3 separate regions of the Homo sapiens genome follow, and regions 1 and 3 are each linked to region 2. A link is a loop called in an ENCODE intact Hi-C map of the cell type or tissue named here. Cell type or tissue: psoas muscle. All regions are shown on one strand.

The links. A loop is a pair of places that touch in the nucleus more often than their neighbours do. Peaks named below come from ENCODE experiments on the same cell type or tissue, not always from the same donor. Only the 100,000 strongest peaks of a DNase experiment are listed, where the experiment ranks them.
Region 1: a loop joins it to region 2, with 2.0 times the contacts of the local background. A loop is called at or near these places in 7 of 110 quality-filtered maps.
Region 3: it touches region 2 in a loop (2.6-fold over the local background); 8 of 110 quality-filtered maps call a loop at or near these places.

What each region holds. Positions count from the first base shown.
Region 1 is chr9:122,211,174-122,219,173 of GRCh38, forward strand. It overlaps LHX6 (LIM homeobox 6), which reads right to left. Exons shown (of 10, transcript NM_014368.5): 5 at 5,895-6,115; 6 at 3,110-3,210; 7 at 2,801-2,896; 8 at 2,433-2,607. Among named protein-coding and RNA genes, the nearest start is that of LHX6, 14 kb to the right of the region's middle. RefSeq lists a silencer at 2,921-3,070. In psoas muscle, no CTCF peak of the experiment used is centred here; a DNase peak (open chromatin) is centred at 3,071; H3K4me3 peaks cover 1,697 bases; H3K27me3 peaks cover 7,453 bases.
Region 2 is chr9:122,347,356-122,355,355 of GRCh38, forward strand. No RefSeq gene overlaps it. Among named protein-coding and RNA genes, the nearest start is that of PTGS1, 20 kb to the right of the region's middle. RefSeq lists a silencer at 3,247-3,453. In psoas muscle, a CTCF peak has its summit at 3,405 (motif pointing left); DNase peaks (open chromatin) are centred at 3,396 and 7,552; H3K4me3 peaks cover 451 bases; H3K27ac peaks cover 425 bases.
Region 3 is chr9:122,225,926-122,233,925 of GRCh38, forward strand. LHX6 (LIM homeobox 6) reads right to left here and starts at 3,032. Exons shown (of 10, transcript NM_014368.5): 1 at 2,732-3,032; 2 at 1,484-1,555; 3 at 923-1,105; 4 at 451-572. The coding sequence starts at 2,815. RefSeq lists an enhancer at 759-1,264. In psoas muscle, no CTCF peak of the experiment used is centred here; DNase peaks (open chromatin) are centred at 1,173 and 3,158; H3K4me3 peaks cover 2,977 bases; H3K27me3 peaks cover 5,378 bases.

The DNA.
Region 1 (8,000 bases), 140 kb before region 2:
CATTCTCTTTGGTCACAGGGAAAGGGCATTGTAGAGACACTTACAACTGATATATAAACCGGGACAATTCACTGTGCCCTTCTGAGCCACAGTTCTCCCATTTGTAGAATAAAGGAGTTATATTAAATTGGGAGTTCTTCACCTGGGGTGTTCAAGGAGTCCATATACAACTTCAGATTACTTGGAAAATGTATGTACATCTGCATTTTTCTGGGGTCTGGTTCCAAAGCTTTTATCAGATTCCAAGCTCGAAGCCTCCAGGAAACTCAGTATTCTGTGACTTTAGTTAACCGCAGAGCAAACTCTACAGAAAAACTCATTTTTCTGGGGTCTGGTTCTAACACTTTCATTAGCTTCCCAGCTTAAGGCTTCAGAAAATTCACAACTCCATGACTGTAGTTTACCATAGAGCAAACTGCTGTGGTGACTCTCAGTCAGTCATGCAGCAGGAGGTGCAGGTGCACACACCCCCAACCTCTTCTTCCCCAAGCTGAGTTCCACCACAAGGGTAAGAGGAGAGGGCACCTCAGCCTCTTCTCTAAGCAGCAAAGACAGATCTAAGTTTGGTCAACAGAGTGTATGGACAGAGTCCTGGCAGGGACTCTGGAGGTCATGGCCCCAAGTCCAAAGGGATCATCTAGATTTCTTATTGACTCTACACCAAGTATTAGCAGGTAGCTCAGACCCCTGGTACTTATAGCGCCCCTGATCCTTGGCACCTTTAACAGGCTCTGTGCAGCCTGAATATAGTTATTGTTTAGAAAAGAAAGGGGGAAAATGTCGCTCCTATTGAGCAGATAGTTCAGAAATGGAACTATATAAAGAGACATGGTTTCCAACTGGCAGCCTGGTGCGAAGACAGGGCTCTGCACTCCTAGTTCTGCCAACCAAAACCACTCCCACCATCACAAGAGCAGCCAATACTTATGCGGCACTTGCTGAATGTTGAGGATTTTCAGTTACCTCGTTTGATGCTCAGAACACTGCTTTGAGATACTGTTGTCCTCATTTTTACAGATGAGGGAATGAGTATGCAAGAAAGCTAAGAAACTCACCCACTGTCACACAGCTAGTAAATGGCAGGGCTGGGATGTGAAGCCTGGCAATCTGAAACCAAAGCCCACACTCGATCATTAAGGCATACCGGCTCCCACTAACTTACAGTGGGCCCTTGGTTTCCTCATCTATTCAAGGAGATGGTGGCCTCTGATGTTTAGAGACACAGTCAGTAGAATATATGGCATATGGTCAGTAAGCAGCAGTTCTCTGTCTGATTTCCCTTCTTTTTCCCTCTTACATGGAGCCAGAGAAGGGAGGAATTGTGTCTGTGTGCATCGCAGTCATTTACATTTTTTTGGTCATGCCCAGCTTAGAGGAAACAATTGATGGGAACAACTTCAAAGGGAAAGACAATCTGTGATAGGCACCTGCTCAGCAGCAGATTCACTGAACACTCATCCTCCAGAAATCCCCGGGGCTCCTCCCTCACTCCTCCAGGTTCCCGCTCACAAGTCACTTCACCATGACCCGCTTGCCCCTGCATCTCCGCCACAGTACTCCCTGCCACGGACATGCCTGCTCCCTCCCTGTTACTTTATCATCTCCACCATCTCCCATGCTGGAGTGCAAACCCCAGGAGCACAGAAGCTTTGGTCTACTGTGTTCACTGTCGTATCCCAGTGCAAAGAACACAGAAGGCACTCAAGATATAGCTACTGAATGCATGAATGGTGTCTCACAACCCTGTGAGGCTGGCATTATTGACATCCCAGGTTACAGATGAGGAAACCAGGGCTCAAGGAGGTTAGGTGACTTGCCTAAGGCCTCACAGCCCTGGACACTCCCATCACACTGGCCTTCTGCTCCCCAGAACACACCCATGCCACGATGCTTTCTGGGCCAGGGCCTGCGTGCATTCCGTTCCCCCACTCCAGGTACCTCACTAAATCCTATCCATCCTTTCAGTCTCTGCTTGCTGAAAGGCAGCCCAGCCCCTTCCCTTCCACCCCGCAGCATCTCCAGTCACTCCTACCCAGCACCTTTCCTACAGGAATCATCCCACTTAAAACGACACACTCATCTGCCTATTTTTCCATGCCCACCAGAACGCAGGCTCCACAGAGTAGGTACCTTGTCCAGCCTGTTCTCTCCCCAGTCTCCGGGCACTGGCACATTGTGGGTGCTTTGAAGGCATTTTTTGAATGGCTGCTGAATCGCTTGCCTCTATGAAGGATCCCGCTCCACTGAGGCAGAGCCGAAGATTTGACCCTTCTTCCCCCAACTCCTAGATCCAAATGACTTCGGGTCCCGCTTCTTCACCCACGAGGCTCCCCAAGGCCCTCCACCCCACGCCTCGGCCTCAGCCGCCCACGTGCGCTCCTCCGCGCCCCCTCCCCGCAGGCCCAGCGGCTCCCGGCGCTGCGGTTACTTACTCTCAATGTAGCCGTGCAGGGTGACCATGCGCGCCCGCTCGGGGCTGCTGAACGGGGTGTAGTGGATGTCGTCGGACAGGGCGGAGGGAAGGCGGGACGGGGGCGCCCCCGAGGGCGGCACTGGGTGTTGCGGCGTGTGCTTTTTATGACGCGCCCGGCAGTTTTGAAACCACACCTGGAACGACAGCCTCGGCAGCCTCAGCCTCGAGGAAAAGAGTCGGACGCGCCGCCGGGAGACCCCAGGCGGGACTGCCTCGTCGCCTCCTGGAGAAGGATGGCCACGTGCACGCACCACCCTCCGCGCCGAGCCCAGCTACGAGCTCCGGGGCGTGCCCGCGGTCCCCAGGCCCCGCCCACCCCCGTCCCACCTGGATGACTCTCCGGCTGAGGCCCGTCATGTCCGCCAGCTTCTGCAGCGTCTGAGCGTCGGGGTTGTTGTCCTGCGCGAACTGCGCCTGCATAACCTGCGGGGCGGGGAGGGCGGTGAGGCGCTCGCACGCAGAGACTCCGAGACCCCGGCCCAATCAGCGGCGCCAGTCCACAGGCCACGCCCCAGGCAGCTGCGGCCCCGCCCCGCCACCCGGGTCCGGCCCGAGGGGCGGAGCCAGGAGACATTGTCGGCCCCGCCCACTTTCGGCCCGGCCCCCGCCCCCGCCGCCCACTGCTTGCAGCGGTACCTGCAGCTGTTCCGCGGTGAAGGACGTCCGCGCGCGCTTGGCCGGCTTGGGTTGACTGTCCTGTTCCGAGGGCACTGCCCCCTCCAACGTGAGGCCGTTCCCTGGGGGCGATAGAAGCAGCTGACCACGCGTCCCCATCTCTTCTAGTGGCAGCCTGGAAAGGACGGGGGTGGGGGGAGCTTGTCCCTGGAAGGGTCAGGAGCGGGAGTTGGCTGGGAGCAGGGATCCCAGGGTCCTAGTCCCTGAGCTCAGTCTTTGGGGAAGGGGTTTCTGAGCGTCCGCTTAGTACTGGACACTTCTTACACGACTGGACCACGTCTTACAGCCCTAAGGAGAGGTGGCGTTACCTCATTATACATGGGAGGAAACTGAGGCTCAGAGAGAAGGAAAGCCCCTGCCCTGGCCCTTTCAACTAGAATCCGAAAGCTAGCTGACCCTAATGTCCCAAACTGGGCTCCCTGCTGGCGAAACTGGGGGACACCAAAGGCTAGAGGAGATAGGAAGCAAGCAAGTAACGGAACTATGCTCCTAATTTTATAAAAATAAGCGGAAGGAAAAAAGGTTGTAAGAATATACAACAAGGTGTTGGCAGTGGTTTACTTCCCAGGAATGTGATTATGGAAACTTTTTACTTTCAGTATTCCTGTAACTTTTGAGGTATTTAAAAACAATCATATGTTGCCTTACTTCTGTAAGGTTTAATTTTGTTAACCGGCGTATATGTTAGATATTCTCTTTCCACTCATATTACTTTTACAGTCATACTAAAACACTAACCATATTCCCATTTTATTTTTAATACTTCATTGTTCTGAATATCCTCAAAATCTCAGAAAATTTCCATAAGCACAAAGAAGAAAATAAAAATCACCAGTAATTCCAGCACTCAGAAATAACCATTGTTCACAATTTATTGTAACTTTTTAATTAGGAAAAAATTATGTTGAAGGAAAAAAGCAAACATTGTAACATACATGGAAAAAAATCTGAGAAGATACACATTAAAATATGAAGAAGGCAGCATTTGGAGCAATCGTTATTTTCTTCTTTTTGCTTACCGTCTTTTCTAATTTTTCTACAATGAACGTGTGTGTATCTGTGTGTGTGTTATGTTTAAAAAGTGAAACAGTAGCCAATACTGAGGGCTGATCAGTAAGAGAGATCGGAGGCCCCAGCTTTCAAGTTCCTCAGCATGTTAAGTCTGTGGACAGGTGTGGCTGTGAGAGCTAGGATGTAATTGGCAAGGTTGTAACTACAGGTGGTCCTGGTTGGACCATGTGTGGAAGGAGCCTGTGGTCGCTGATGGACCACAGTGTGGGAAAGCTCTGACTCCTGGGTTTCCATCCCAGCTCTACTGCTGACTTGCTGACCACTGCAGATAATTTCATTGCCCATCACTGCAGATAAGCAGGCAGCAAGTGAAACCCAAGTTCACTAGATGCCCCCTTAGACCCACTTAGTCCTGATCCTGGCAGGAGAAAATGATGGCCCTGGTATGCCCATGGCCAGGAACACTCTTGCGGTCCCTGACTAGTCTCCAGGCTGGGACCTAGAAGTTGAGGCAGGGTGGTTCATACTCCTCCCCAGAAAAACTGGGGGTTGGGCAGACACTCTGTGGTATTAATGTCCCCTAGGAAAGCAGGCAGGGCAAGGATTGGTGTGTTGGTTTTTTAGATGGGAAACTAAAACAGAGGCAGCTACATCCCAGAAGCCTCCTTGGCTTTATGAGATCTGATTAAGGTGCCCTAGAGCTTAGGGCCAAGGTGGTGTGGTATGGTATGATATGGTATGGTATGGTAGTTAAGAGGCTGGGCTTTGGAGCTAGGCAAATCTACTAGTATGTAATTTTTGGCAAATCCTGTTTCTTCTTCTGTAAAATGGGGCCGTGCCACCTACTTCCTAGGGCTGTTGTAAGGATTACATAAAATAATCCCTGTTACAGAGAAGTTAGCAGCTTTCACAGACCCTAACAGGGAAATTAGAGAAAGAGTCCCTGCCTCTGCCCACAGCCAAGCACTGCCCTTTCCCAGCTCCATCCCATCTGTGACCCTGTCCCCAGGATCCGTGGAAGACCTGGATCTTGTTCCTGGGCAATCTGGGGAATCACAATGTCAGAGCCAGAAGAGATTTAGGGATCATTCTAGTCCAGTATCTGTCTTGCACAGATGTAGGGACTGAGGCCCAGAGAGAAAAGGAAACCTCATATGTCAACACAGTATGGGAGAGCCTGGTCTCCAGACTCAGAAACCTGGTCCTTTCCCCTTATAGTTAGAGACCCTGGTCCAGGATGAAAACCCTTCCTCAAACCTCTGGCTTGGAGCTGCTAGGATAGGAAATGGGAGAATGGGAGCCAAGTCATCTCTCCAGGACTGGCCCAAGCCTGGTCCCAGGCAACCGGAGGGGATGAGCCCCCAGGCCAATGAGAGCTGTCCAAAGGTGGAGTAGGCTGCCCGATTATGAGAACCATCTCTAGGGTTCACTGAGTGCCTCCTGGCTTTACAACACATCAGCTAGCTCATCTATCTTTGGGAAGGTGTTCTGTTGTTAACGCCATTTTACTGATAAGGAAACATAGTTACAAAGGAGGGCAGTGACTTCTGACTCCTAAGCAAAAGATCGACCCGGAAGTGCAAGATCTGTTCGCCGCCCCACCCCTACGCTGCCTGCGGGACTATACCGGGAGGGCCCAATCGGTAGAGGAGTGTGGGTGGTTCCTGGGGTGCTGGGGTGGGGTGGGGTGGGAAAGGGCTGGGGGCAGAGGTGCCAGGCGGAGCAGGTTGGGTACCGTTCTCGGCGGCCCTCTTGAGGTTCTCAATCATGGTGTCGTAGTGGATGCGGCAGAGCACCTTCTCCTCGACCAGGCCGAACTCCTCACCAGTGGACAGCTGGCGCTTGCACGAGAAGCAGGCGAAGCAGGCCAGGTGGTAGGCGTTGCCGCGAGCTCTCCGCACCCAGTCGCTGGCGTAGATCTGTCGGCCGCACCGGGCACACTTGGTCCCGAATCGGCTGCAGGTCGAGAGGACAGGCACGGGGTGTCGAGACTCAGACAGGCCAACCTTCCTCCTTCCACCACCCAATGGCCCGCCAGCCCCCAGGCTCCTGGCCTCTAAGTCTTCAACTCAGGCATTAGCCTTAGCTTGGACGCAACAACACTCTACACCTAGTCCCACCTAGGAGATGAACTGGTGGGTGATTTTTATTTTCTTCTTGGTGTTTTTCTGAATTTTCCAAATTTTCTACGATGGTCACTTATATTTGCATATTAATTTGTTTGTTAAAAATACATCACAAGTTAGAAAAAACACAATAATAGTAATAATAAGCAAGTTGTTGAGCACTTACCACTTGCCCAGCAAGATTCTAATTGTTTTACATTGATTATCCCAATTAATCCTCATTTTGCAGGTGAGGAAAATGGGGACTAGAGAGGTAAAGTAACTTGCAGGAGGTCACACCGCTTGCAATGATAGGAACCCTAGCGATCCTGCTCCAGAGATGAATATAAGCTATAGCGCCAGCTGTACAGAAGTGCAGTTTCTTAGATGAACAGACAGATAAGCACTTACTGGCTTTGTGACACTAGGCAAACTGTTTAACTCTGAGTTCTCGTTTTCCTTGTCCTGCACTGAACTAGATGACAACAGCAATGACTACTACTGTTTGTTTAGTGCTTTGCAGTTGGCTAAGTACCCAGCAAGTCCCTCTGGAGCCTGTGACATTCTATTAATAATACCAAATGTTAAAAAGACAAAAATAAAAATAAAAAGCCCAGATCGAATGTCTTCTTGCCCCTCAAGCCTTCCTTGATTCTACGACTTCTCCTTCTCCCTTCTGGTTTTGTAGTCTGGCAATTTGGGTGCAGCTGCCTCCAACACCAGACTGGAAGCCCCTCCAGGAGGCAGCGGAGTCTGGTTTACTCCATCCCAGAAGTCAGCCCAGGGCCTGATCCCGGGCACCAGGGAAAGTGTGTTCTTTAAAGTGGATGACTCACCTGTGACTCTGTCCCAACCCTAGCAGCCTGTTTCCTCTGGTACACCCTCTATTTCAGAGAATGGTGCCACCACTTACCCAGCCCCTGAAGCTTGAAAATCATAATCATGCACTCCTCTCTCTCCTCAACCCCTCATCCAGCCAATCATCGATGCTGTTGGTTCTGTTTCCCAAGTATCTCTGGGATCCATCTCCTTCTCACCATCTCCACTGTTGCCCTCCTAGGCCAGGCTCCCATCATGCAACCCTCACTGTCAACCTCCTCCCCGGTCTCCCTGTTTCCAGTCTCGCCCCTGCCAACCCATCCTCCACAGAGCAGTCAAAGCAAAGTTTCCAGCATGCACATGAAATCCTGTTTCTGCCTTGCTTACAATCCTATGGTGGCTCCACTCTACCCTCAGGATCTGGTCCAAAACCCTTGGGGTTTGCAAAACCCAAGCGACCACATCCTCTTCAGGCCCATCTCCTCCCTAACCTTCAAGATATGCCGCCCCACCATCCAGGCATGTGTCCCAGTCAGCCACAATGGAAGGTCACTCCCAGGTCTTTATGGCCTCCTCTGAAGCACTTTCCCACCCCCAGGCCTTTGCACTGACCTACCCTCCCCCAGAGTCCCACGGCACCCTGCACCGCTCTCTCAGCGCTGACCACACTGGTTTGTAAATGTTTCGTTTCTGGCTCTTCTCTTCCACCCCTTCCACCTTCCCAGAGTTGGGGTCCCGGGGTTGGGTGTGGGGGACCAAGAAGATTTGCCTCTGCGTCCCCAGGGCGGGCACCCCTCCACCCGGGGGAGCATTCGGAATCGCTTGTGTGTGCACGGAGGAAACAGTCCGGCAAAAAGGCTCTGGTTACAGCCTGCCTGCCTTGGCAAATTCAAGCAACTGTCAGTTGAAAAAAACAG
Region 2 (8,000 bases):
TCCTGCTCCGCTAAAAACCCAACCCTGTGCTACGGTTCCTCAGCCTCCTGACAAGAGAAGGTGCACAGTGAAACCCAGGATTTCGGAGGAAAGTTTCACCAGCTAAGAAACCTACCACTGTAGCTTGAGCCACGCCCCACAACTCTGGCCTAAAACACCCTCTTCTGAGCGGAACGTTGTTTGCAGGCACCTTTATGGATGGGAAACAGAGACCCGGAAGAGGAAAAACTTGCTTAAGGCCATCAATAACAAAAACCCTATTGTGCAAAATTTTTACAAACCGGGGGCTTTCTCCCGTGCTTAGAGGCATTGCCACTTTCATGGTGGTTGTTGATTGAAAAACTGATGGAATGATCACTTACTGGGTGAACCGGCGTCACACCTGATACTGAATCCTCACGTCCCTTTTGGAGGTGGACATGAGTAAACTGAGGCCCAGAGATATAAAGTGTCTTGCCCCAGCTGGTTGAGGAATGGGACTCGGCCCTGCTCTGTTTTGGGAGATGTTACTCCTGACAATGCTGGCACCATAATCTTGGGCGGGGACATATTTGCATAAGGGTTAAGATCTAATCAAGTCAGGAAAAAGTAAGGAGTTAGCAACCCCACCCATTGCAGCCCAGCCCAGCCCATAGCATTGAGCTTTGCCCTCTTGGCCTAGATTGTCCTCTTGCCTCTTTGGTGGGAAAAGGTAGGAAAGGAAAAGGTTGAATCTTCACAGTTCCCACAGGGGCCCAGAGAGGTTAAGTGAGTGGCACCAGGTCACACAGCAAAATGGCTGTGAAGCAGAGCCTCCACTCACACACAGCCAGACCTCTCTTTTTGGGGAGAACCCTTTTCCTGCGTCCTGAAATTTTGGGGACCTGTCCTGAGGTGTCTTCACCCACTAGGCCAGGAGATTCTGATTATGGAGAAACGGCCTCCCCTCCACCCCTATCCCTGCCCGGCCGGGGAACCCTACACCCTGGGGTAATTGAGATCAGATGCAGCTGTGACCCACAGAATGCTCCCTAGGAACCTGGAAGCATTTATTGTCTGGAAGAGAATCCAGGGTTATCCTCCCTCCCTTGCTGTCCCCTCCCCAGGCGGCCTGGCCGAAGGTGGATCGGGCCTGAGGAGCCTCTGGTGCTGCCCCGGGTTAGAGCAGAGGCCTTGATGAATACGACTGCTGAAAGCGTCTTCCTGGCTTCCTCCTTCCTGGGGATATGGTTACAGGGGGCCAGACTTCCTGCCCAGCCTGCCTTCGCCTTCGCCTTTTTAGCAAAGTGTGGTTCTGCAGGCTCTCCTCCTGCAGGCAGCTCCGCACGCCCACCCCCATGCTTTGCAGCTGGGGCACCAGCTGGCCCCATTTCATTCAGAGCCCAGCTCAAATGTCACCTCCTCAGGGAGACCCTCCCTGGCCACCCTATATGAACCAGCCCACCTACCAGCAGTCCTTCCCTCTCACCCTGTTTAATTCTCTTCATATCACTTATCTTTAGTTGGGTGGTTCATTTATTTTCTTTCAATAATGTTTATTTCCTCTCCCCACCGCAAGAATGTGAACCCTGGGAGGAAGGGGACTTTGTCCTGCTCACTGCTGTATCATGAAGCCTGGAACTGTGCTTGGCACATAGTAGGTGCTCAGTAAATACTGGCTGAAAGAACAAGGCAAGGACTGAGCAACTGCTGTTGACCTCTGAACTTGGAAGTTGGCCTTGAATCACATTGCTCTGAGGTGAGGTTTGCAGTTTCGGATCTCCACCCTTTGGCTTGTCCTGATTGCACATCTCTGGTATAAATCCCCACTATCTTTTTTTTTTAAACAGAGTCTCACTTTGTCACCCAGGCTGGAGTGCTGTGGTATGATCTCGGCTCACTGCAACCTCTGCCTCCCAGGTTCAAGTGATTCTCCTGCCTCAGCCTCCCGAGTGTGGGATTATGGGTGCCTGCCACTACACCTGGCCCCTGGTCTCCAATTTCTTGTGTCTGGATTTTGGTTCTCTCTCCTCACTCAACAAGCCCATTTTACATGGTAGTGCTATGAAGTCGGGCAGGGTGCCTGCTGGCCAATACCATACCTTTGTCTGACTTGAGAAAAGGTGCTCCCTAATGGGAGGATGCAGTCCTGCTGGTCCCCAGCTTGACCAACAGAAAGTGAACTTACATGAAGAAAACGGACCATCTTTTTTGGCTGACACAGCCCCACACTTGGGCATAGGTTGGCTGATTTCAGACCTCTTGTGTAGTGCACAGACTCCACAGGTGTGTGACTTGTGCTTGGTTTAATCTTCTACTGCCATTGTCTTGAACATTTTAATATTTGAACAAGGGGCTGCATATTTTTATTTTTCAAAGGGCCCCTCAAATTACGTAGCTAGTCCTGATTCTACACACAGTCCTGATTAGGTGTTAGCTGCCCCCATTATACAGAGGGGGGAAGCTGAAGCCCAGAAAAGGTGACCACTAACGTGGCTCAGTGAAGCCTGGTGGGGCAGAGGCTGGTCTGCCAGCTCCTAGCTGGGTGAGGCTGGGCACACTCTGTTATGGGGGAAACAGGCATGGTCCCCTCCCCTGACCCCCGCAGGTGCTCAGGATCAGAGAGAAGAGAGATGCTGTTCACTTGTTTGCATTGCCCGGACACAGCAGGTGCTTGGTACTTGTGGGGGACTGAGGTGCCAGGGCAGTGTGGTAGAGGGAGTGACGCTTTCCATTAGGGGCTTTGGAGAGGGCTCCCTGGAGGAGGTGTCAAGGGATCTGACATTGAAGGATGAGGAGGGTTTGAATCAAGAGAGGAGGGGAAGGATATTCCCAAGAGAAGGTCCAGGATGGGCAAAGATCGCTCAGTCTGGATAGGAGAATGAGGATGGCACTGGAGAGGTAGGGGCCTCAACGTCAGGGTGAAGATTTTATCTTCTGTGTGGGCTTGGGAGAGTCCCCAGCTTCTACTCCAACCACAGCAGATCAGTGTAAACATGTTTTCTGTTTTATACATGGGATGGAGGTGCAGGGAGTGAGAGGGTCTTTGGATTTTGCTTGTAAAAAAAGAAGTTGCCTCTAAAAATATGGTTAAAAGCCACAGCTGTCGGGGATGGAAAACAGAGAAGGAATTAATACTCCGTCTGGCAGCTCTGGCCTTCTTTCCTTAAGGAGGGTTTGCCCTCTTTAAGGAAAACCCATAGCCTCAGAGAGGGGCAGGTGTCTGCTCTGGGTCCCTGGTGTATCTAGAACCCAGGACTCCTGACTACTAGATTGGTGCTTTTTTGACTTCATAGCTGCAGGAACTCATCTCCACAGGCCTGTGGTCCAGTTTCCGTGGTCTCGTGGCAAAGCTGCATCTCCAGCAGCAATAGATGCTTCCTTCTCCCTCCTCTGGCCGGCCTGCCAGGCCAGCCCTGGAAAAAGGCGGCCTATGCTGCCACCTGGTGGCCACTCACAGGCAGGGGAGGGTGCCACTTCTCTGCTGGGAGCTAGCTGCATTGTCCTGGTAACTGATGGTCTAGACACGGGATCCTGTGCCTGGGTGGGGGTTGCCCTGTTCTGGGGCATTGACCCCTTTGGGAATCTGGGACTATTAATGGTGGTATGGCCCACCTCAAATCTGTTCTTCCTTCTGTCTTTCCCAGTCTAAGGGACTTAATACCCTAATTGTCTAATCTGGAAGCCTGGGTTTTACCCTTGACTCTTCCCCCTCTCTTTTCCCCTAAATCCGGTCTGTCCCGAAGTCCTGTCAAGCCTACCTTTTAGGCACATATGGCATGTGTCCCATGCTCTCTATTCTCAAGACCACGACTCGGGTCCAGCCGCGTCATTGTCCTCACCTGGTCTTCTCCCCACTCAGGCCTGTCTGCAATCCACTCCCCAGTCTACATCCAGAGGGACTTTGTTAAAATGCATGAATACTTATATTCTCCCTGCTTGAAACCATCAATGGCTCCCTATTACCCCCAGGACAAAACTTAGCCTTTTTGCCAGGCTGCCTCTTAGAATTGCCACCCTCTTAGAAATAGTCTCTTACAAACCCTCTAGCTCTGCTTCCCACAAGCCCCCTCTTTCCCCCACTAGCTGGGCAGCATAGCACAGTGGTTACAGGAGTAGATGCTAGTGCCTGGGTATCTGCTTTTTTTTTTTTTTTTTTTTTTTTTTTGCAATGGAGTCTCACTCTGTCGCCCAGGCTGGAGTGCAGTGGCGCAATCTCAGCTCACTGCAAGCTCCGCCTCCTGGGTTCACGCCATTCTCCTGCCTCAGCCTCCCCAGTAGCTGGGACTACAAGCGCCTGCCACCACGCCTGGCTAATTTTTTGTATTTTTTTTTTTTTTTAGTAGAGATGGGGTTTCACCCTGTTAGCCAGGATGGTCTCAATCTCCTGACCTCATGATCCTCCCGCCTTGGCCTCCCAAAGTGCTGGGATTACAGGCGTGAGCCATCAAGCCCTGCTGGTATCTGCTTTTAAATTTCGCTTTTGTCATTTGATAACTGTGTGACCTCAGTCAGGTTCCTTATCTCATTTTCCCAATCTCCAAAATGGGATTGATGATAATAGTGCCTAAGAGGCACTATTAACTGAAATATCACATAAGAAATTGTGCTAAGTTGGGCCAACTACAAGGTTAGAGGGCAGAGACTCCACACAAGACCACTTTCATTTCTTTCTTTCTTTCTTTTTTTTTTTTTTGAGATGGAGTCTGGCTCTGTTGCCCAGGCTGGAGTGCAGTGGTGTGATCTCGGCTCACTGCAACCACCACCTCCAAGGTGTGAGTGATTCTTCTGCCTCAGCCTCCCAAGTAGCTGGGACTACAGGTGCGTGCCACCAAGCCTGGCTTTTTTTTTTTTTTTTTTTTTGTATTTTTAGTAGAGACAGGGTTTCACCGTGTTAGCCAGGATGGTCTCGATCTCCTGACCTTGTGATCCGCCCGCCTCGGCCTCCCAAAGTGCTTGGATTACAGGCGTGAGCCACTGTGCCCGGCCCACCTTCATTTCTTAAAAATTTTTTTTAATTAAAAAATTAAAAAATAATTTTTTGTGTTAATTTTTTTCCCCCAGAGATGAAGTCTCACTATGTTGCCCAAGCTGGTCTCGAGCTCCTGAGCTCAAGTGATCTGCCCACCTTGGACTCCCAAAATGCTGGGATTACAGGTGTGCGCTACTGTGCCTGGACAAAAAATTTTAAAGTTTTAAAATTTATTCATTTATTTGTTTATTATTATTTTTGAAACAGAGTCTCAGTCTATCACCCAGGCTCGAGTGCAATGGTATGATTATGGCTCACTGCAGTCTTGACCTCCTGGACTCACGTGATCCTCCCACCTCAGCCTCCTGAATAGCTGGGACTACAGGCATGCACTACCATGCCAGGCTGATTTTTTATTTTTTGTAGAGACACAGTACCATTATGTTGCTCAGGCTGGTCTCGAACTCCTGGCCTCAAGTGATCCACCCATCTCAGCCTCCCAAAGTGCTGGGATTACAGGCATGAGCCACGATGCCTGTCCACCATCACTTCTGATACCAGCTACAAGTTCAAGAGGTTCCCCAAACCACCCTCAGATTCCGTAATTTGCTAGAAAGACTCACAAGACTCACTGAAAGCCGTTATACTCATGGTTATAGTTTATTACAGGGAAAGAATACAGATTAAGATCAGCCAAAGGGAGAGATGTATAGGGCAGAGCCCAGGGGGGTTTCTTTCAAACATGAAGTAAAGCTTCCATTGTCCTTCCCATGGAATCAGAATGTGTCACTCTCCTAGAATCAATGTGACAATATCTGTGGAGTATTGCCAACTGAGGAAGTGCATCTGAGCTCAGTGTTCAGAGTTTTTATTGGGGCTCTATTTTCTTTTCTCTAATTTACTTTATTGTAAGAATATAGCATATAATATATATAACATATAAAATATGTGTTAATCATCTGTTATGTTATTGGTAAGGCTTCTGGACAACGGTAGGCTATCAATGGTTAGGTTTTTGGGGAGTCAAAAGTTATATGTGAATTTTTGACTGCATGGGGGTCAGTTTCCCTAATCCCTGCATTATTTTTATTTTTTTGAGACAGAGTCTAGTTCTGTTGCCAGGCTGGGGTGCAGTGGCATGATCTAGGCTCCTTGCAACCTCTGCCTCCTGGGTTCAAGTGATTCTCCTGCCTCAGCCTCCTGAGTAGCTGGAATTACAGGTGCCTGCCACGATGCCCAGATAATTTTTGTATTTTTAGTAGAGACAGGGTTTCACCATGTTGGCCAGGCTGGTCTCGAACTCCTGACCTCAAGTGATCCACCTGTCTTAGCCTCCCAAAGTGCTGGGATTACAGGCATGAGCCACCGTGCCTCGCCACCCCTGCATTGTTTAAGGGTCAACTGTACTAGCTGTTATCCACTTGAGATGCAATCTACTTCTCACAGTTCCTCTAAAGGGGAACTCTCTGTCTCTGGGCCTTTGCACCTACTGTCTTCTCTGCTACGAACACCTTTTCTCTGGGAAGACCCTGGGGACTGAGTTAGGTGCCCTGCATGTACCTCACCTGCCTCCTCTTCTCCTCTTTCCCAGGACTTATCCCATGGTCATTGCCTGGTCAGTGGTCAATGTCTGTGTCCCCCATCACAGTGTGGGTACCTTGTGGGCACAGAAGCTTCTGTCTTATTCTTCCCTGTTCCAGGTGCTCGGCACAAAGTAAGCACTAAGGAACTGGTTATTTTATTATTTTTATTTTTGAGACAGAGTCTCCCTCTGTTGCCCAGGCTGGAGTGCAGTGGCGCAATCTCAGCTCACTGCAACATCTGCCTCTCGGGTTCAAGTGATTCTCCTGCCTCAGCCTCCTGAGTAGCTGGGATTACAGGTGCATGACACAATGCACAGTTAATTTTTGTATTTTTGGTAGAGACGGGGTTTCACCATGTTGGCCAGGCTGGTTTCGAACTCCTGACCTCAGGTGATCCACTCACCTCAGCATCCCAAAATGTTGGGATTACAGGCGTGAGCCACTGCGCTCAGCCAGGAACTGGTTATTAAGTTAAACTTTGAACTCTGTGCTATAGGACAGAACTTAAAAACTAGATTAGACTCAGAAAGGATTTGAAAATAAATGATACAAATCTGGTGAAAAGCCATGGTCAGAAGAGGGACATTTCCTCTACTTCATAATGACATTAACCATTTAAATGCCAGGTTCTGTGCCAGGTGCTTATCCATGCTATCTCTTTTCTCCTTTAAAGCCCATGCATACAATTATCTCCATGTTAGTGATGAGGGCTTGGCCATTTAGGGAGGCAAGGTGATTTGCTCAAAGTCACACAGCTAGTAAGGGCCGAGGCGGAACTCATGCCTCTTGGAGGAGCTTGCCTCCGAGAGCTTGTAGCCTCTGGAAACAGTGATGTTGGCAGGGAGGGTGATTGCTGCTTGCCTGACTCTGAGGGCCCACTGGGCAGAGAAAATGACCTGTGTTGTGGGCCCTGAGCAGCAGCAGGGCCAGCAGGAGGCTGGGGAGGTGGATTTCAGTTTCTTGTGTCCAAGAACGCAGGCTGCCTGACGGGGTGGCAGCAAATGAACTCTTGCCTTGCACATTTGCTGCCCATGTGCCTCAAGGTCCAGGCCTGGGCTGAGATCCCTCCTCTCTGTCTATCCCCAGTGCTGCTGGGGGTGGGGAGAGGGTTCTGGGGAAAGAGGAAGGAAGAGCCAGTCCAGCCAGAGGTCTGCAGAGGAGCCAAAGGAAGAGGGAAGGAAGAGGAAGGAGGGAGGGCTCGGAGTGAGGGCTCAGAGTGAGGGTTCTGAGATTCCCAGCTCCCTCCAGTGCCTGAGTTCGTGGGTTCTGAGAAACAAGACGCTCTCTGGGTTGGGGGTGGGCTGCCTGAATTTGACCTTTTGGGCAGATGGGGCAGAAATCAGGGCCTCAAACAAACTCCATCTTGAGAGCCAACTGGGGAAGGACCTTGGCCTGGGGGCCAGGAGCCCTGGATTCCAGCTCCTTCTCTGTTTCGTGTTCTTGGGCAAACTCTTTCAGCTGTAGGCCTCAGTCTCCAGATCAGTTGA
Region 3 (8,000 bases), 120 kb before region 2:
GCCCGCGAGAGACCCCACCATGAATGACGTCCGAGTAGGGTTGGAACTCGAAGCCCGAACGCACTGGAAATGCAGCCGGACGACGGCTGGGATCCGAGTGGGTCCGGGCCAGAAATGGGGACCTCAGAGCTCCACCGAGGCGCTCGAGGTCAGAACTGAAGCCTGAGACTTAGGCAGGACCCGAGACAGAGCCAGAGACGATACCGAAACCCAATGGACCGCGAGGACCGAAGGCAGATCCGGGGCGCAAACCTGTGCAGGCACTGGCGCGCTGCCTGGAGCTCTGGGTTCGCGCCGCTGAGCGCCGGCAGGTTGGACCAGCGCTGCGCGCCGGAAGTGCACTCGGGACGCCGGGGTTCTGGAGGAGAGACCACACGCCGCAAAAGTGGCCTCCGAATGCGCCCGGGGCCTGCCCTCGGCGACACTGCTGGCTCGGCGGCCGCAGCCTACCTGAAGTAGTCCATCTTGCAGAAGATCTCCTTGTTCTTGATGTAGCAGCTGTTCTGCTGCCTCAGCGACGTGCGACACACGGAGCACTCGAGGCACCGCACGTGCCAGATGAGGTTGTTGACCTGGGGACGGGGCGGGGACGGAGGTCGGCTCAGCGCGGGCCTCTTTCACTCCGGGCCCCAGCCTTCCCGGTCTCATTTACAGTCAGAGGCGCTGAAGCTCAGAAGGTGCATGCGATTCCCCTATTTTTCTCCCGTAATACTGAGACTCAGGGAAATGGAAATAAACTCTTCTTATTTTTCAGACGGAACCCGGGGGCTCAGGCAGACCCTAAGTCTTGCCCAAAGCTTCGCAGTCGGGCAGCAGTGGAGCCAGGATTTGGAAGTAAGAGGACCTGCGGTGCTTCCCTGCAGTCTCCTGCGCTGCGTCCCACGCCCCGACAACACGCACGCAACACCTACCCCTGTCTCACCTTGAGCAGATATCGGTCCAGGATCTCGAGGCCGCAGCTGGAGCAGATGTTCTTGCCTGCAGACGGCACGGAGGAGGCGGCAGAGGGCGGTGAGCAGACAGATGGCGTGCTGGGCGTACATGGGGAGGCCTGACCCTCGTCCTTGTCCAGAGCTCCTGCCAGGGCCTCGGCGTCAGACTGAGCCTGCGGCGGGGGAGAGAAGGAGAGGAGCGCTGATCCGGGCACCCAGAGTTGGGGCTGCCTTGGAGACAAATCTGGGGCCCCCGAGCACCAATTGACAACGAAATCTCCCCAGGACAATGCGCCGTAGACTGAAGGACAGGGATGGAAGGGCCTATTGGAGAGGAAGGGACGGCCCCAACTTTTAACACGCGCATTCTGGGTGCTGGGAGCGGTTAAAGCCAACATTCCCTGCCGGAAAACCGAGGCTCAGAGAGGGGCGGCGCCCGCCGGGAGTCCCCCAGAGCGTGAGCAGCAGTTCGTGGCCGGAAAACCTGGCCAGGTCCCCAGGGCCGGGCCGCTGGAGGACTGGGCACCGCAGGCAGGGCCAAACGGACTCACCATGGCGGGCGGCGCGGTCCCTTCAAGACAGCGGGTGGTCGCTTTGCAGCCGGACCCTGGCTGGGCCATCACCTGGGGGAGGGGGGGAGGGAACGCAGGCGGCGGCGGCTGCTGAACTGGCTCCGCACAGCCTGAGCCCAGCGCCTCCCCGCGCCTGTTATATAAACCGGCGCCGAACAATGAGTCCTAACTTTGTAGTGGGCATTTAAAGCCCTTCCCCACAAAAGCGGTGTCTCTCTAATGAAGCAATTTGAATTTGGATTGGATTTTTTCCCTCTCTCTCCCCCTCTCCCTGCACTTAACCCGTGGCTCTTGAAGTAATCGCTTAGTTCCCTTGCAATCCAAGCCTCTGAGGGGGGAAGAAAAACACGCGCACACACACACAAACTACCTGCAATTAGAAATTGTCGTGAATGCCCAAGATAAGAGGTAGCCAGAGTGTCAATTCCAACTGTCAATCAGTGAGATCCATCAGGCCGCCCAAAGAATTGCAAATTTGATTTTTTAATGGTAGTAATTAAAAATCGAATTTTTTCTCTCTCCACCCGCCCCCCCACCCCACTCCCCTTCCTCGCTCCCTTCTCCTCTCGGCACAAAATGCAAAAAGGAGAAAAGAGAGAAAGAAAGAAAATAAAAAAGAGATGGGTGAGGGGCGGAGGGTGGTTGAAGAAAAGAAAACCCCGAGCGCGGTGAGCACCCGCCCGCCCGCCCGCCTGACACGCGCGGCGAAATTGAAGCAGCTATATTGACACGGATTCAGGCGCCTTTCGAGGGCCAGTCGGAGGGAAACCCGGAGCAAAAAGAGAGCGAGATCGGGGCGAAACGGGACCAAAAAGAGAAAAGAGAGGCGCTCAAGGGGAGGAAAAAGCACCCTCCAGCCCCTCGGCGCGCCGGGTACCGGCCCCGCGTCGGGATTCTCAGCGCTGCGCCGGCACAACCCCCGGCGCATCGGCGCTATCAGCGCCTATTCAGACGGACAATACCGGCCTCGCCTCCTCTTGATTCGCCTGTGTCTTTACTAAATCGCTTTTTGAGAAATTCCTCCAACATTTGCATAATGTGTTCCCGCTTTCCGCGACCCCCCCCCCCCGCTCGCGCGCGCGCTCCCACACTCACAAGCACACACTCACAGGCGCACCCTCGTACCCCTCCTTCCTGCAACCGCCCGCCACCCTGCTCGGCCCGGCTGGGTCCCGGACCCTGCCCGACCCCGGCCCGGGCCGCTCACCCAGTCGTTCGCCGGCTCACCTGGTCGGTGGCGGGGCCGCCCTCGGCCGGCAGCCGGCAGCCCTCGGGCAACGCCGGGGCGGCGTTCTCATGCTTCCAGTACATGGGCCGGGGAACCTCGGGCTCAGCGGGCGCGCAGCGCGGAGAGCTGCGCCGAGGGGGACCACAGCCGCAGTGGGAGCAGAGGCTGCTGCAGGAGCAGGAGGAGAGCCGAGGCGCCGGCCCCGCCGCCCCGGGCCCGGCCTCAGCCCCCGCCCCCGGCCCGCGCGCAGCCCCGGCCTCCCTGGCTGCTGCCGCCGCTGCCTCGGAAGAAGGTCCCGACAAACTTGGAGAGGCCCCCGCCCCCTCCTTCTTCTCCTCCTCCCCCTCTTGGTAGTCCTCCTCCTCCTCTCCCTCCTCCTTGTCCTCCTCCCCCTCCAGCTGCAACGGCGGCCGCCCTGCCGCTGGAGCCCCGCTCGGTTCAAGATGAGTCATGCGTGACCAATCCCCTCCCCGCCAAGGGAGAGCAAGACACACACGACGAGGCAGAGACCCAGAGAGAGAGACACACACACAGACACAGAGACACACAGAAACTCAGAGCTGCCGACAGAGAGACTCGGAGACACGCCAGTACACAAAGGCACCGGCGGGCACACATCCACCCAGCTCTCACTACCGCTCCTCCCTCAAGGGGCACCCATCTTCCTCAGACACTGCCCCACTCACAGGTACAGGAGGGACCCATGGCCATACCATCTGCGGAGATAGATTCCGTAGGAGGTCACACGTTATTACACTGTGTTGATGCAATCCCATGCCTGGTACATTTGTGTACACACTAATGTAAGTGATTACCTGTTCACATCATTTACACGGGCACGAGGCACCACACTTACTCTCACACACCTGCACAGATACCTCTGCTCTATAAGAACCAGACAGTGCACCAGCTCCCAGGGACTGAGGTGAAACGGGAGGGTAGTTTCCCTGAATTCTCTTGGAAGGGATTGCTTGGCACATTCCCCTTCCCTTCAGGATTTGCTTAACCACACAGTCCAATGCCCATCCCTTCTTCTCTAGGGTTCTACTGACAATGAGAATGGTAGGGAAGGCAGGAAGGCCCAGGCATTTAGACAGAAGACACTGCCCCCAGACACACAGACACAGAACCTTCAAACCCAAAGATGGAGCCTTACACACACTAACGCCCTGCAGCATACACAAGTGGACACTTAGAGTCTCAGCCCCCTTCTCCACACACAAACTGAGCCTAAAGAGACACATGTAAACATACATCATCTAAAAACAAATAAGCACACTCAGACATAGATCCAGCCCTACAGACACCATGACAGCCTACCCTCACCACATCACACATGTCATCACCTCCATAATTGCCCTCATTTACAGATGTAAACACCCCCCCACACACAATTGTTCTTCCATTTGTACACACAGCCATACTCAAGAGGGCACAGATTTTCACAGAGCTCCAAACCCATGTATAACCTTATGTCCTCTACTCAGGCACCCTCAAATATGTACTTACATCCTTACAGATGGTGAGACAACTATTGATAGGCATTTATAGGCAGACACATCACACACACTTCTGCAGCCATAGATTCCCAATAGTTATAGTCTCAGTTTGCACACACACAGGCAGGTTCTGACAGGCGCAGGTAGTAGAGGATGCCTGCACACCAACACGATACTAAAGATCCACACCCATATTCCCCAAAGATACAAATATCTGTTCCTTTACTGGCATCAAGGTACACAAAAATAGCCCCAGCCTCAGCTAATGGCATTTCCCGCCCTCTGCATCCCAGTCATTCATTGCTCTCAGACACAGAAATTCAGAGTGAAAAGAGTTTCTCTTTGAACCCTAATCTTTTATACGAAGAGAACAAGTTGCAATGTGAAAGCGGGTGAGGTGTATGCATAGGTACACATGTGTACACACATACACATGCATTCTCAAACATGAATACAGAAGAACAACCCCTCCCTCTCAAATATCTCCTTTGCACATAATAATTTCAGCTACTACTGGGATTATTCCCAGTTATTACAGCTACTAATCTGTGCCAGGCATGATACGAGGCATTTTACAATCGTGATCTCATTTTCTTTTCACAATAATCCCGTGAGGTAGCATCTCTCAGCGTGCTTGTTTTACTGATCAAGAGACTGAGGTTCAGAGAGTTCATGTGATATATCCAAAATGGTGCACATGGCTAATTGCCAGAACCAAGGACTTAAAACCACATTCATCTCACATTAGAGCTCATACTCTTGATTTCTAGGCTGCAGACATGACCATGTTTACTTTCTGCACACACACATGTGCACACACACACACACACACACATACACACACACTCCACATTATCTGTTAAAAGACCTGGATGTGACTCCCAGCCTCACCACTTATAGGCTCAGCCTGTTTTCTCATCGGCAAAATGGGAATAACAATAGGACCTGCTTTACCTCCTTCTCTTCCTCCCCTTTGGGTGGCTGGGGGAATTGAAAGGTTAATAAACGTTATAGAATGCTGCACATATGCCAGATTTGTGAGTGCAGAAGGGCCCCAGGAAAGAAGACCATGAAGATCGTACTGGCTTTGCAAAACTTCTTAGACATGAGCCATGGAAGAGGCTTGAGCTAAAACTAAAGGGCAGGTGAAATTTGGATGGGTTCAGGGAGAAGAAGAAAGTATTTCAGGTAGAGAGAGGACCACAAAGGTTCAGAGGCTGGACAAACAAGCTGCTGCACTCTAATGAGGGGGAATGTGAAGCATGTGCTCCTAGAGTGATAACAATAATAACTATTTATTGAGCATTTATGTGCTAAGCCCTTTGTTGTTTACACGCATTATCCTCTTTAATCCTTGCAACTACCCTACAAAAAGGTTATATTATTATCTTTCTTTTATAGTTGAGGAAACAAGCTTACAGGAGTCCCATCTGAAGCTCTGGCACTCAGATTTTAGAACCCAAACTCTTACCTACTATGCAATTCTGCTCCTGAATTCTGATTAAGTGCTCAGATAATAAAAACTGGAGTAAGAGGCAGTAAAGTCAGTAGTGAAGCACAAAGACTCTAGGGCCAGATGGCCTTGATGCCAACCTTGGCATCTGTTTTCTATTCCCTTTATTACTTTATTACTTGGGTAACCCTGGACAAGTTCTTCAGCCACTCATCAGCCTCAGTTTCCTCATCTGTAAAGTGGGGATAACCGAGTTCAACTCCTATGGTTGTGAAAATTACGCAAATGATCCATGTAATAGGGCTCAGAAATATGCCAGGCACACAGTAAGCAAATGATAAACAGCCATCATTATGGCAATGGACCGGCTGAATCTTGTGGTTGTGATTCTACTAGGTACTACATCAAATTCTTTATGAAGGCAGGGGATGAATCAACCAAAAAAAATCAAATCTTCTCCTGAATAACTTACCTAAGGAAGATGCAGAACCATTATTCGAGCCCAGAACTTGCCTAACTTCAAAGAGGACAGAAGTGAAATTACTTTGGAAAAGAAATCTCTCTTCCAATGACTCCTGACTCCATCTTTTTCCATCAGGAAAAAGAGTCCAGATAGGAGTGACCTTGGCAAAATTAGGATTAGCAAACATAGTACCTTCCATTAGGATACTTGATTTCTTCCTATGACAAACTGTGGGTCACTTTGAGTCACTTAGCTTCTCTGAGCCTCAGTTCCTCACCTGCAAAACGGGGAATAATGATACTGACCTCTCAGAATTGAAGTGACAACTAACTATACATTAAAAACTAATATTTTGGCTGGGTGCAGTGGCTTATGCCTGTAATCCCAGCACTTTGGGAGGCCAAGGTGGGTGGATCACAAGGTCAGGAGATCAAGCCCATCCTGGCCAACATAGTGAAACTCAGTCTCTCCTAAAAATACAAAAATTAGCCGGGTGTGGTGGCAGGTGGCTATAGTCCCAGCTAGTCGGGAGGCTGAGGGCTGAGGCAGGAGAATTGCTTGAACCTGGGAGGCAGAGGCTGCAGTGAGCCGAGATTGCACCACTGCACTCCAGCCTGGCAACAGAGTGACACTCGATCTCAAAAAAAAAAAAAAAAAAAAAAAAAAAGAACTAATATTTTTTAAAGTGTTGTAGATTTATTCATTTATACAACCCTGAAGCTGTATTAAGCACCCTACATGAATAATGGCATCTTCTCACTTTGCAGTTCTTCTCCCGGTCACTAAACAGGATGTGGTCATCTGGTCCTCTGGGGTGAATTTTGCCATCTTCCCCCATTTGAGTCTAGGCCCAAGGGTTCAGTTTGAAAGAGGCTTCATTAGTAACTGGATAATTCTGTGGGAGGCCCCCAGCAATGGTTCGACCCTGCCGGGGAGTAATTCTAGGAAGGTAATGTGAGCTGGGGGAGGCTGGAGACCCAGCTTCACATTTATTTACTTTGACAGCTAAATTGGTGAGCAAGGGGGAAATCAGATGAAAGCCATTTCAGAGTAAATACTAAATACGAAATTTAAACATTCAGATTGTGACAAATGAGAAAGGGACAATGGGAAGAGACACGGCAGCACCCCCCTTCCAAGCCTAGGACCTACCCTCACCCCATCAGCTTCCTAGGTATTTCCTGTTTGAGGAAAGAGCACAGAATGGGGTACAAACTGTATGACCCTAGGCCGGCAATTTACCTCTCCTGGCCTCAGTGTCCTTGTTTGCAAAATGCGCGTGTGAATCAGCGATGTGGAAGTGACGGAGCGAGCCTGGGCGTAAGATAGACCACCAACCCAGCCCAGCCACTTCCTGGCACGCTGAACTTGGAAAAGTCACTTATCTGAAACACATTTTTCTTAATATCAATATCTGGGAACAATATCAATCTCAGAGGAGTCAATAAGATAATCAGTGTGAAAGGGATTTGAGAAGCACAAAACTCCGGGGCCAGATGGCCTTAATGTCAACCTTGTCACTTCCCTTTATTACTTGGGTAATCCTGGAAAAGTTCTTCAGTCACTCATCAGCCTCAGTTTCCTCATCTGTTAAGTGAGGATAACCGAGTTCAACTCCTATGGTTGTGAAAATTACGCAAATGATCCATGTGACAGGACTCAGAAATATGCCTGGCACACAGTAGTCAATCAATAAACATTAGCCGTCATTGTGGCACGGGCTCTCTGAATTTTCTGTTTGTTATTCTACTAGGTACCACATCAAATTCTTTATGAAGGCAGGGGACAAATCAAAGCTTCAAAGTATATGGCAAAGCAATATTGCATACCTCAAAGCATATTGCAAATGTGAA